Linked DNA regions of Homo sapiens: region 2 is linked to region 1. A link is an interaction called in ENCODE POLR2A ChIA-PET data of the cell type or tissue named here. Cell type or tissue: PC-9. All regions are shown on one strand. Each heading gives the region's core, and the rest is flanking DNA. Links, peaks and the distances in the headings are about the cores only.

Region 1 (5,639 bases), core at 331-5,330:
TCGGTAAAGGAGATGTTGGAATGGTTGAAGAAATGCTTGGTTGACTGTTGCTTGAGTCATTGGTTGGTTGGCTGGTTCTTTTTTTCTTTTTTAATTTTTTTTTTCTCCTGGACCCTCTTATGGGTTAAGACTGATTCTTTCATTGGCTAATTTGTTGGGTTTTGGTTAACTGGTTCATTGGTTGATTAATGGGTTGATTGGTTGGTTGACTGATTTATTTGGTTGGTTGACCGATTCCCTGATTGATTGGTCGACTAGTTCATTGGTTGGTTGGTTGGTTGGTTGGTTGACTGGGTGGTTAGATGGTTGATTGTTGGTTGGTTCGTTGACTGGTTTATTGGTTTCTTCACTGGTTTGTTGGTTTATTGACTGGTTTGATGATTCAGTGGTTAGTTGTTTTACTGAATGAATGGGACAGATGCACCTGAATGAGACGTGAGTCAGCACCCAACTACGCAGAAGACCAGCAACTCAGGGAATTTTGTGTCCCTCCCCACTTTAATCCCAGGTGATGGCTTCTCTGACTGGATGACTGAGCGAGTTGATTTCACAGCTCTCCTCCCTCTGGAGCCTCCCTTACCCCCCGGCACCCTCCCCCAACCTTCCCCAACCCCACCTGACCTGGAAGCTATGGCCTCCCTCCTCAAGAAGGAGCTGGAACAGATGGAAGACTTCTTCCTAGATGCCCCGCCCCTCCCACCACCCTCCCCGCCGCCACTACCACCACCACCACTACCACCAGCCCCCTCCCTCCCCCTGTCCCTCCCCTCCTTTGACCTCCCCCAGCCCCCTGTCTTGGATACTCTGGACTTGCTGGCCATCTACTGCCGCAACGAGGCCGGGCAGGAGGAAGTGGGGATGCCGCCTCTGCCCCCGCCACAGCAGCCCCCTCCTCCTTCTCCACCTCAACCTTCTCGCCTGGCCCCCTACCCACATCCTGCCACCACCCGAGGGGACCGCAAGCAAAAGAAGAGAGACCAGAACAAGTCGGCGGCTCTGAGGTACCGCCAGCGGAAGCGGGCAGAGGGTGAGGCCCTGGAGGGCGAGTGCCAGGGGCTGGAGGCACGGAATCGCGAGCTGAAGGAACGGGCAGAGTCCGTGGAGCGCGAGATCCAGTACGTCAAGGACCTGCTCATCGAGGTTTACAAGGCCCGGAGCCAGAGGACCCGTAGCTGCTAGAAGGGCAGGGGTGTGGCTTCTGGGGGCTGGTCTTCAGCTCTGGCGCCTTCATCCCCCTGCCTCTACCTTCATTCCAAACCCCTCTCGGCCGGGTGCAGTGGCTTATGCTTGTAATCCCAGCACTTTGGGAGGCCAAGGCAGGAGGATCGTTTGAGGCCAGGAGGTCAATACCAGCCTGGGCAACATAGTAAGACCCTGTCTCTATTAAAAAAAAAAAATCAACCCTTCTTCCCCACCAAACCACCCAACTCCTCTCTACTCTTATCCTTTTATCCTCTGTCTCTGCTTATCACCTCTCTTGCGTATTTCTGGATCTCCTTCCCTCCTTTCTCGTCCAAATCATGAAATGTTTGGCCTTAGTCAATGTCTATGCCCGTCACATAACAGCCGAGGCACCGAGGCCCACAGGGAAGCAGCTGGGAGCTTGGAAACCTGGTCTCTTGAATTTCAAACCTGGTTTCTTACAGGTGGTTGTCTGGGGTGGGTGGAGTGGCGACAGGATAGAGCTGAAGGACTATGCAAATGAGGAAGTAAGTCAGGGCGGGCTTTGAGAAGGGGACCCATATCCTACAGGCAAAAAGCAGGCTAGGTGACCTTGGGACACTACGCTAAGGGAGGGAGGCTAAAGGCGGCCAGGTTTGCAGTGCGGGAAGATGAGCAGGCCAGTGGGAGGAGGGGCAGGGCAGGGCTGTAGTTGGTGACTGGGTGTTCATTTTAGCTCTAAGAAAAAAAATCAGTGTTTCGTGAAGGTGTTGGAGAGGGGCTGTGTCTGGGTGAGGGATGGCGGGGTACTGATTTTTTTGGGAGGTTATGAGCAAAAATAAAACGAAACATTTCCTCTGGCTTGTGCATCTTGTCTTTGAGAGAAGCAGCTGGGGAGAGGCGGCCTTGTAATCTCAGCACTTTGAGAGGCTGAGGCGGGCAGATCACCTGAGGTCAGGAGTTCAGGACCAGCCTGACCAACAAGGTGAAACCCCATCTCTACTGAAAATACAAAATTAGCTGGGTGTGGTGGCGTGTGCCTGTAATCCCGGCAACTTGGGAGGCTGAGGCAGGAGACTCGCTTGAGCCAAGGAGACGGAGGTTGCAGTGAGCCAAGATTGTTCTATTGCACTCCAGTCTGGGAAACAAGATTGAAACGCTATCTCAAAAAAAAAAAAAAAAAAAAAGGGGGGGGGAGGTGGGGAGGGCCGGGCGTGGTGACTCACGCCTGTAATCCCAGCACTTTGGGAGGCTGAGGTGGGCAGATCACGAGGTCAGGAGATTGAGACCATCCTGGCTAACACGGTGAAACCCTGTCTTTACTAAAAATATGAAAAATTAGCCGGGTGTGGTGGCGGGCGCCTGTGGTCCCAGCTACTCGGGAGGCTGAGGCAGGAGAATCACTTCAACCTAGGAGGCAGAGCTTGCAGTGAGCCTAGATTGCGCCACTGCACTCCAGCCTGGGCGACAGAGCAATACTCCATCTCAAAAAAAAAAGAAAAAGACAGTAATAAAGATAACAGGGTGGGTGCAGTGGCTCACGCCTGCAATCCCAGCACTTTGGGAGGCTTTGCCAGGTGAATTGCTTGAGCCCAGAAGGTGGAAATCAGCCTGGATAACATAATGAGACCTCATCTCTACAAAAAATAATTTTTAAGAAAATGGCTGGGTGCTGTGGCTTACGCTTGTAATCCCAGCACTTTGGGAGGCCAAGGTGGGTGGATCACCTGAGGTCAGGAGTTCGAGACCAGCCTGACTAACATGGTGAAACCCTGTTTCTACTAAAAATACAAAATTAGCCAGGCATGGTGGTGGGCGCCTGTAATCCCAGCTACTTGGGAGGCTCAGGCAGGAGAATCCCCTAAACCTGGGAGGCGGAGGTTGCAGTGAGCTGAGATCGCACCATTGCATTCCAGCCTCAGCAACAAGAGTGGAACTCCATCTCAAAAAAAAAAAAAGAAAAAAAATTAGTGGGTGAGGTGGTGTGCACCTGTAGTCCTACATACTTGGGAGGCTGAGGCAGGAGGATCGCTTGAGGCCAGAAGTTGGGGACCAGCCTTGGCAACATAGCAAGATGCTGTCTCTACAAAAAAAAAATTAGGTGGGGCCGGGCGCCTTGGCTCAACGTCTGTAATCCCAGCACTTTGGGAGGCCGAGGCGGGCGAATCATTTGAGGTCAGGAGTTCAAGACCAGCCTGGCCAGCATGGTGAAACCTCATCTACTAAAAATACAAAAAAAATTAGCCAGGCATGGTGGCGCATGCCTGTAGTCCCAGCTACCTGGGAGGCTGAGGCAGGAGAATGGCTTGAACCCAGGAGGCAGAGGTTGCAGTGAGCTGAGATCACACCATTACACTCCAGCCTGGGCAACAGAGCAAGGCTCTGTCTCAAAAAAAAAAAAAAAAGAAAAGAAAAAGAAAAGAAAGAAAATTAGCTGGGCGTGGTGGCATGAACCTGTAGTCTGTAGTTCCAGGTACTCAGGAGGCTGAGGCGGGGGGATTGCTTGAACCCAAAGGTTGAGGCTGCAGTGAGCCATGTTTGTGCCATTGCACTCCAGCCTGGGTGACAAAGCAAGAACCTGTTAAAAAAAAAAAAAAAAAGACTGGGCACAGTGGCTCATGCCTGTAATCCCAGCACTTTGGGAGGCTGAGGTGGGTGGATCACGAGGTCAAGCAATGGAGACCATCCTGGCCAACATGGTGAAACCCCGTCTCTATGAAAAATACAAAAATTAGCTGGGCATGGTGGTGCACACTTGTGGTCCCAGCTACTCAGGAGGCTGAGGCAGGAGAATTGCTTGAACTCAGGAGGCAGAGGTTGCATTGAGCCGAGATCGTGCCACTGCACTCCAGCCTGGGCAACAGAGCAAGACTGTCTCAAAAAATAATAATAAATAAATACATAAATAAAAGAAAAAAGAAAAAAAAAGTTCTCCACCCAGCAGCAAAGCATCTTTCTTTGCAACAGTGCGGAATTTTACCGGAGCCTTGCGTGTGTGGACAACAGCGACAGTGAAGAAATCCCCCCACTTTTCCGGCCCAGGTGTAGTGGCTGACCCCTGTAATCCCTACACTTTGGGAGGCCAAAGTGGGAGGATCGTTTGAGCCCAGGAGCTTGAGAACAACCTGGGCAACATAGCACGACCCTGTCTCTACAAAAAGTTAAAAAAAACTAACAACAAAAAAGAAATCCTCCCGCTTTTTTGCATTCCAGGAGATGGCTTACTGAGAAGAACCACCCTTCCGTATATGACTTAGATAAGACTTGAGGATGAACCCCTTGTCTAAGACAAGGGCAGACATAGACCCTCCAAATTCCCATTTCGTTGTCTCGTACATGATTAACTGAACTGTTTTGTCCCCAGTGATCAATTGAAACAAAATGCTTGTTTAACCTAACTTACTCTCCTCACTGCCAGGCCTCTGAATTTCAGTCCATCCACAGCCTCAGCCAGAATACAGCCCCTCCTTAAGCACCTCTCCTGAGAAGAATAAAACATTCCCTGGTCGATTGTCCTGTACAATAGCCCTTGCATCTTATTTTCCCACAGCTGGTTCTTTCTAACCTTGTTTACTCCTCCCCATAAAAGAAAAAGTCTTTGGCTGTGCACATGGCCTGCGCCTGTGGTGCCAGCACTTTGGGAGGCTGAGGAGGATCCCTTGAGTTCTGGAATTCCAGAGCAGCCTGGGCAACATAGCAAGACCCCATCTCTACAAAAAAATTACAAATTAGCCGTGCATGATGGCACGACAGTGAGCTGAGATTGCACCACTGCACTGCAGCCTGGCGACAGAGTGAGATTCTGTCTCAAAAAAAAAAAAAAAGGAAAAAAACCTGCCCAATTCTTGTCTCACTTGCAAATCTTTTGCTTCTCCCTATTGCAATGTCCTCACCTTTATAGCAATAGTCCCTTTCCCACCTTAAAAAAATCCTTTCAAATAAAGTTTCTTTCCTCAAGGCTGCAGTGAGCCATGATTGCGTCTGGGTGACATAGCCAGACTGAGTCTCTAAATAAAGTCTCCTCACCAAGTATGATTTTTTTAATTGAGGTGAAATTCATATAATAGAAAACCATTTTACAGGGAACATTTCATAGAACAGTGGCATTTAGTACATTCGCGGTTCTGTGCAACTACTGCCTCTCTTTCCTAATCACTTCTATCACTCCAAAAGAAAACCTCATCCCCGTTAAGCAGTTACTTCCCACTTCTGCCTTCTGATGTGTTTTGTATTTGTATTCATTGAATGCTTGCAATTCCATGAAGTGGGGAAATGAGTATAAGTCTGTTTTTTTTTTTTTCAGACAGAGTCTTACTCTGTGGCCCAGGCTGGAGTGTAGTGGCGCGATCTTGGCTCACTGCAACCTCTGTCTCCCGAGTTCAAGCGATTCTCCGGCCTCAGCCTCCTGAGTAGCTGGGACCACAGGTGCACACCACCAAGTCCAGATAATTTTTGTATTTTTAGTAGAGACGGGGTTT
Region 2 (5,278 bases), core at 279-5,278, 440 kb before region 1:
GGTAGACTGGGCAGGCCTCACACTCTCCCCTCTCCCTAGTGAAGTACCTGGCTTTCCTCCGCAAGCGGATGAACACCAACCCTTCCCGAGGCCCCTACCACTTCCGGGCCCCCAGCCGCATCTTCTGGCGGACCGTGCGAGGTGAGCAGAGCGTGGGGACTGCAGGTGGTGACGGGCAGGCGGCCGGTGATGAGAACTTCTCCCACTCACATTCGAGTTTCCCGACCATGAGATGACTCCACATGCACTACCATCTGAGGCCACCCCATGGGCCCACCTCAGTGGGGTGGGTGGGCATCCTTATGAGGCCCTCTGACTGGGCCTGCTATCTGTCACCCAACAGGTATGCTGCCCCACAAAACCAAGCGAGGCCAGGCCGCTCTGGACCGTCTCAAGGTGTTTGACGGCATCCCACCGCCCTACGACAAGGTGAGCTATGCCAAACCCCACAGGCAGCGGCCTTACCTGTGGCGTCCATGATGTTCCGCAACTACCTACATTGTTTGATCCTCATGAAAGCAGCACTGGCTGAGACGCCAGTCCAGCCGACCTCCTTCCCTGTCTGTCCCTCCCGGGCTCTTAAGCCCCTCTCTTTCTCTAACAGAAAAAGCGGATGGTGGTTCCTGCTGCCCTCAAGGTCGTGCGTCTGAAGCCTACAAGAAAGGTGAGTCCCAGCTTACGCTGCACCATCTACTTGGGAGATTTCAGGCCTGCTGAGGGACCTGGGGACCTGGAGCCTGGCAGATGATGTCCTTATCTCACGATGGTCTGCGGATGTCCCTGTGGGAATGGCGACAATGCCAATGGCTTAGCTGATGCCAGGAGGCTTGGGTGGGTGCTTTTCTAACAGGCCTGCAGAGAACAGTTGCATTATGATATGCCCAGCTGTCAGTCACCTCCCAGCTCTCAACAGCTCCGGCTCTTCAGGGTGTGGGGGCTTAGATATCCTTACAACTTCATTTGTTCACCCCCCCCCCCCCCCCCCGCAGTTTGCCTATCTGGGGCGCCTGGCTCACGAGGTTGGCTGGAAGTACCAGGCAGTGACAGCCACCCTGGAGGAGAAGAGGAAAGAGAAAGCCAAGATCCACTACCGGAAGAAGAAACAGCTCATGGTGAGGCCAGGGGCTGGTGCTGAGGGGGGCATCTCACTCCTGGACAGGCCTGGCAGGTGCCTTGCTCACAGAGTACTCTTAACTGGCAAAGGACCAGCCGGGGTTGGGGTGGGATGCAGTCCATGTAATGAGGGCAATGCAACCCCTCCTGACCACCACCACCTGCACTTATTCTTGGCAGAGGCTACGGAAACAGGCCGAGAAGAACGTGGAGAAGAAAATTGACAAATACACAGAGGTCCTCAAGACCCACGGACTCCTGGTCTGAGCCCAATAAAGACTGTTAATTCCTCATGCGTTGCCTGCCCTTCCTCCATTGTTGCCCTGGAATGTACGGGACCCAGGGGCAGCAGCAGTCCAGGTGCCACAGGCAGCCCTGGGACATAGGAAGCTGGGAGCAAGGAAAGGGTCTTAGTCACTGCCTCCCGAAGTTGCTTGAAAGCACTCGGAGAATTGTGCAGGTGTCATTTATCTATGACCAATAGGAAGAGCAACCAGTTACTATGAGTGAAAGGGAGCCAGAAGACTGATTGGAGGGCCCTATCTTGTGAGTGGGGCATCTGTTGGACTTTCCACCTGGTCATATACTCTGCAGCTGTTAGAATGTGCAAGCACTTGGGGACAGCATGAGCTTGCTGTTGTACACAGGGTATTTCTAGAAGCAGAAATAGACTGGGAAGATGCACAACCAAGGGGTTACAGGCATCGCCCATGCTCCTCACCTGTATTTTGTAATCAGAAATAAATTGCTTTTAAAGAAATCTGGCGTCTTTGCACTGTGTCTGCTGTGGAGGCAGGCCCCTGGCAAATGGGGGGTGAGGAGCTTGAAGAGGGTAGAATGGGCTGTGCTAATATACAGAATATATGTAACTTGCTATAAATTGAATGATCCTTTATAGACACCGTTTACAAACCAAAGACATAAAATGTGGCCAGCAGTGCCTGGTGCTTCCTAGTTAATGTAAAGCTGTCTCATTCTAATTCAGCTGCAAAGTATGGACCCATGCCCTGCTGCCAGGCTGCTGTAGTCCCGGCGGTCTGTAGAGACTAGCATTTTGCAAATGATAAGCACTAGAATAACAGATAACGCTAGGCTTTATGCACTAAGAGAACCCATTAGATCTGCCAGTCTGAATCCCAGAAAGGGCACTGATACAGAGCATTTAGTACTAGGTAGCAATTTCATAAAATGTCCCTGGTCAAAGCTTGCTGGAGCAGGCCCCGTTCCCATTTTACTGATGTCTAGCAGTCGTGTTCAGTAATACGTCATACCCAGGTCTCCACGCTAAACAGCCTAAACACTAAAAGTAAACATGCTGTGAAGTAAAGGAAGCTAGATTCATGCTGTCCTTGCGGTTGGATGCCAAGATTCAGGAGTAACTGTTTGTTACCTGTATACTTACATGTACAACCTTACCCCAGAGAAAGATGAGTGGACAGTGATGTGCATTGTGTTGATAGCAGATTATAACTTGCCACACCATTCCATCAGGGGCTTATTAACCTTTCCAGAAGAGTCTGAAGAGACCGCAGTGGCTTGTGTTTTCCCTGAGAATCAGTGAACATGGGTGGTGCCTACCCCTGCCAGAGTCCCCACATGGATTCTCATCCACCAGAGAAGCCGACTCCAGAAATAACCAGACTTAGAGCATAATCTTCAATTTCACCAATTCCATGTGAAACGGCACAATTATCCTCCAAAAGCATGATCCATTAGCAAATGGGAATGTGGGCTTTATAAAAATTTTTAAGACTGAGAAGACACCATCAGGAAAGACGAGCCACAGACTAGGAGAAAACATTTACAAGTCATCTCTTTTTGAAGGTCTTGTATCCTGCCATAAAGAACTCTTGGCCAAGTGCAGTGGCTCACGCCTGTAATCCCAGCATTTTGGGAGGCCAAGGCGGGTGGATCAACTGAGGTCAGGAGTTAGAGACTAGACTGGCCAACATGGTGAAACCCCACCTCTACTAAAAATACGAAAATTAGCTGGACGTGGCGCAGGGCGCCTGTAATCCCAGCTAGTCGGGAGGCTGAGGTAGGAGAATCACTTGAACCCGGGAGGCAGAGGTTGCAGTGAGCCGAGATTGCACCACTGCACTCCAGCCTGGGCGACAGAGCAAGACTCCGTCTCAAAAAAAAACAAAAACAAAAAACAAAAAAAACTCTTACAGGATGTGGTGGCTCACACCTGTAACCCCAACCATTTGAAGTGAGAGGACTGGCTTGAGTCCAGGAGTTGGAGTCCAGACAGGGCAACATAGGGAGACTCTGAGTTAACAAGAATTTTTTTTTTTTTTTTGAGACAGAGTCTGGCTCTGTCGCCCAGGCTGGAGTGCAGTAGCGCGATCTCGGCTCACTGCAAGCTCCGCCCCCCGGGTTCACGCCATTCTCCTGCCTCAGCCTCCCGAGTAGCTGGGACTACAGGTGCCCGCCACCGTGCCTGGCTAATTTTTTTTATTTTTAGTACAGACGGGGTTTCACCGTGTTAGCCAGGACGGTCTCGCTCTCCTGACCTCGTGATCCACCCGCCTCCACCTCCCAAAGTGCTGGGATTACAGGCGTGAGCCATCGCGCCCGGCCAATTTTTTTTTTTTTTTTATTAAGATGTTCTATAGCTGCACTAACTGATACACAATACACAAGCCACTAACCCCACTTGTGGCTCCTGAGCACTTAAATATGAATAGAGTGAGGCTGGGTGCAGTCTCACCTGTTCCCGGAACTTTGGGAGGCCGAGGCTGGAGAATCACTTGAGCCCAGGATTTCGAGACCAGTCTGGGTAATATAGCGAGACCTTGTCCCTACTAAAAATAAAATAAATTAGCTGGGCATGGTGACACATGCCTGTAGTCCCAGCTACTTGCAAGGCTGAGGTGGGAGGACTACCTGAGGCTGGGGAGGTCGAGGCTGCAGTGAGCTATGATTGAGCCACTGTACTCTAGCCTGGGCGACAGAGAGATACCCTAGGGAGTCTCTAAAAATAAATAAAATACCGGCCGGGCGTGGTGGCTCACGCTTGTAATCCCAGCACTTTGGGAGGCCGAGGCGGGCGGATCACGAGGTCAGGAGATCGAGACCACGGTGAAACCCCGTCTCTACTAAAAATACAAAAAATTAGCCGGGCGTGGTGGCAGGCGCCTTGTAGTCCCAGCTACTCGGAGAGGCTGAGGCAGGAGAATGGCGTGAACCCGGGAGGCGGAGCTTGTAGTGAACCGAGATCGCACCACTGCCCTCCAGCCTGGGTGACAGAGCGAGACTCCGTCCAAAAAAAAAAAAAAAAAAAAACCGTAATATTCAGCTATAGACTTGTGCTGTTCAACACAGTAGCCTTTAGCCACATGTGGCTATTTAGATATAACACAATCAAAGTTAAACATTTATGTCCTCAGTCATAAAAGCCACATTTAGAGTGCCAGTGACTACCGTGTCCACCAGCGCAGATATAGAAAATTTCCATCACATAAAGTTCTACTAGACGATCCTGTTATCTTCAGAAAAACGGCAGAAGGATCGCTCCACGCCAACCCCTGGCACCAATTAAATCATCGTCTGCGGATGAAATGAGGAGAGAGTAGCTTTCTTTCTCTTTTTTTTTTTTTTTGAGACGGTCTCGCTCCGTCGCCCAGGCTGGAATGCAGTGGCGCAATGATAGCTCACTGTAGCCACGACCTCCCCAGCTCAAGCGATCCTCCTCCCTCGACCTCACAAAGTGTTGGGATTACAGGCGAGGCGCACTGCACTCGGCGAGAGTAACTTTCTTTCTTTCTTTTTTTTTTTTTTGAGACGGTTTTGCTGTTGTTGCCCAGCCTGGAGTGCAATGGCGCGATCTCGGCTCACTGCAACCTCCGCCTCCCAGGTTCAAGAGATTCTCCTGCCTCAGCCTCCTGAGTAGCTGGGATTACAGGCATGCGCCACCATGCCCGACTAATTTTGTATTTTTAGTAGAGACGGCGTTTCTCCATGTTGGTCAGGCTGGTCTCGAACTCCTGTCCTCAGGTGATCCGCCCACCTCGGCCTCCCAAAGTGCTGGGATTACAGGCGTGAGCCACCGAGCCCGTTTTTTGTTTGTTTGTTTGTTTTGTTTGATACGGAGTCTTGCTCTGTCGCCCAGGCTGTCTGTCGGCCAGGCTGGAGTGCCATGGCGCGATCTCAGCTCACTGCA

What was found. Peaks named below come from ENCODE experiments on the same cell type or tissue, not always from the same donor. Only the 100,000 strongest peaks of a DNase experiment are listed, where the experiment ranks them.
Region 2: POLR2A ChIA-PET joins it to region 1 with 13 read pairs; 2 of 35 experiments call an interaction of 5 or more read pairs at or near these places.

The regions. Positions count from the first base shown.
Region 1 is chr19:49,931,914-49,937,552 of GRCh38, forward strand. ATF5 (activating transcription factor 5) reads left to right here. Exons shown (of 3, transcript NM_001193646.2): 3 at 509-2,022. The coding sequence ends at 1,179. MIR4751 (microRNA 4751) reads left to right here and starts at 1,151; the gene lies at 1,151-1,224. In PC-9, for the core only: no CTCF peak of the experiment used is centred there; a DNase peak (open chromatin) is centred at 418; H3K27ac peaks cover 22 bases.
Region 2 is chr19:49,490,436-49,495,713 of GRCh38, forward strand. It overlaps RPL13A (ribosomal protein L13a), which reads left to right. Exons shown (of 8, transcript NM_012423.4): 4 at 40-141; 5 at 344-429; 6 at 605-664; 7 at 990-1,112; 8 at 1,294-1,873. The coding sequence ends at 1,380. It overlaps SNORD34 (small nucleolar RNA, C/D box 34), which reads left to right and starts at 472; the gene lies at 472-537. SNORD35A (small nucleolar RNA, C/D box 35A) reads left to right here and starts at 740; the gene lies at 740-825. It overlaps SNORD33 (small nucleolar RNA, C/D box 33), which reads left to right and starts at 182; the gene lies at 182-264. RefSeq lists enhancers at 172-775, 1,941-2,180, 4,744-5,278. In PC-9, for the core only: a CTCF peak has its summit at 2,061; DNase peaks (open chromatin) are centred at 2,446, 2,937 and 3,316; H3K4me3 peaks cover 561 bases; H3K27ac peaks cover 3,439 bases.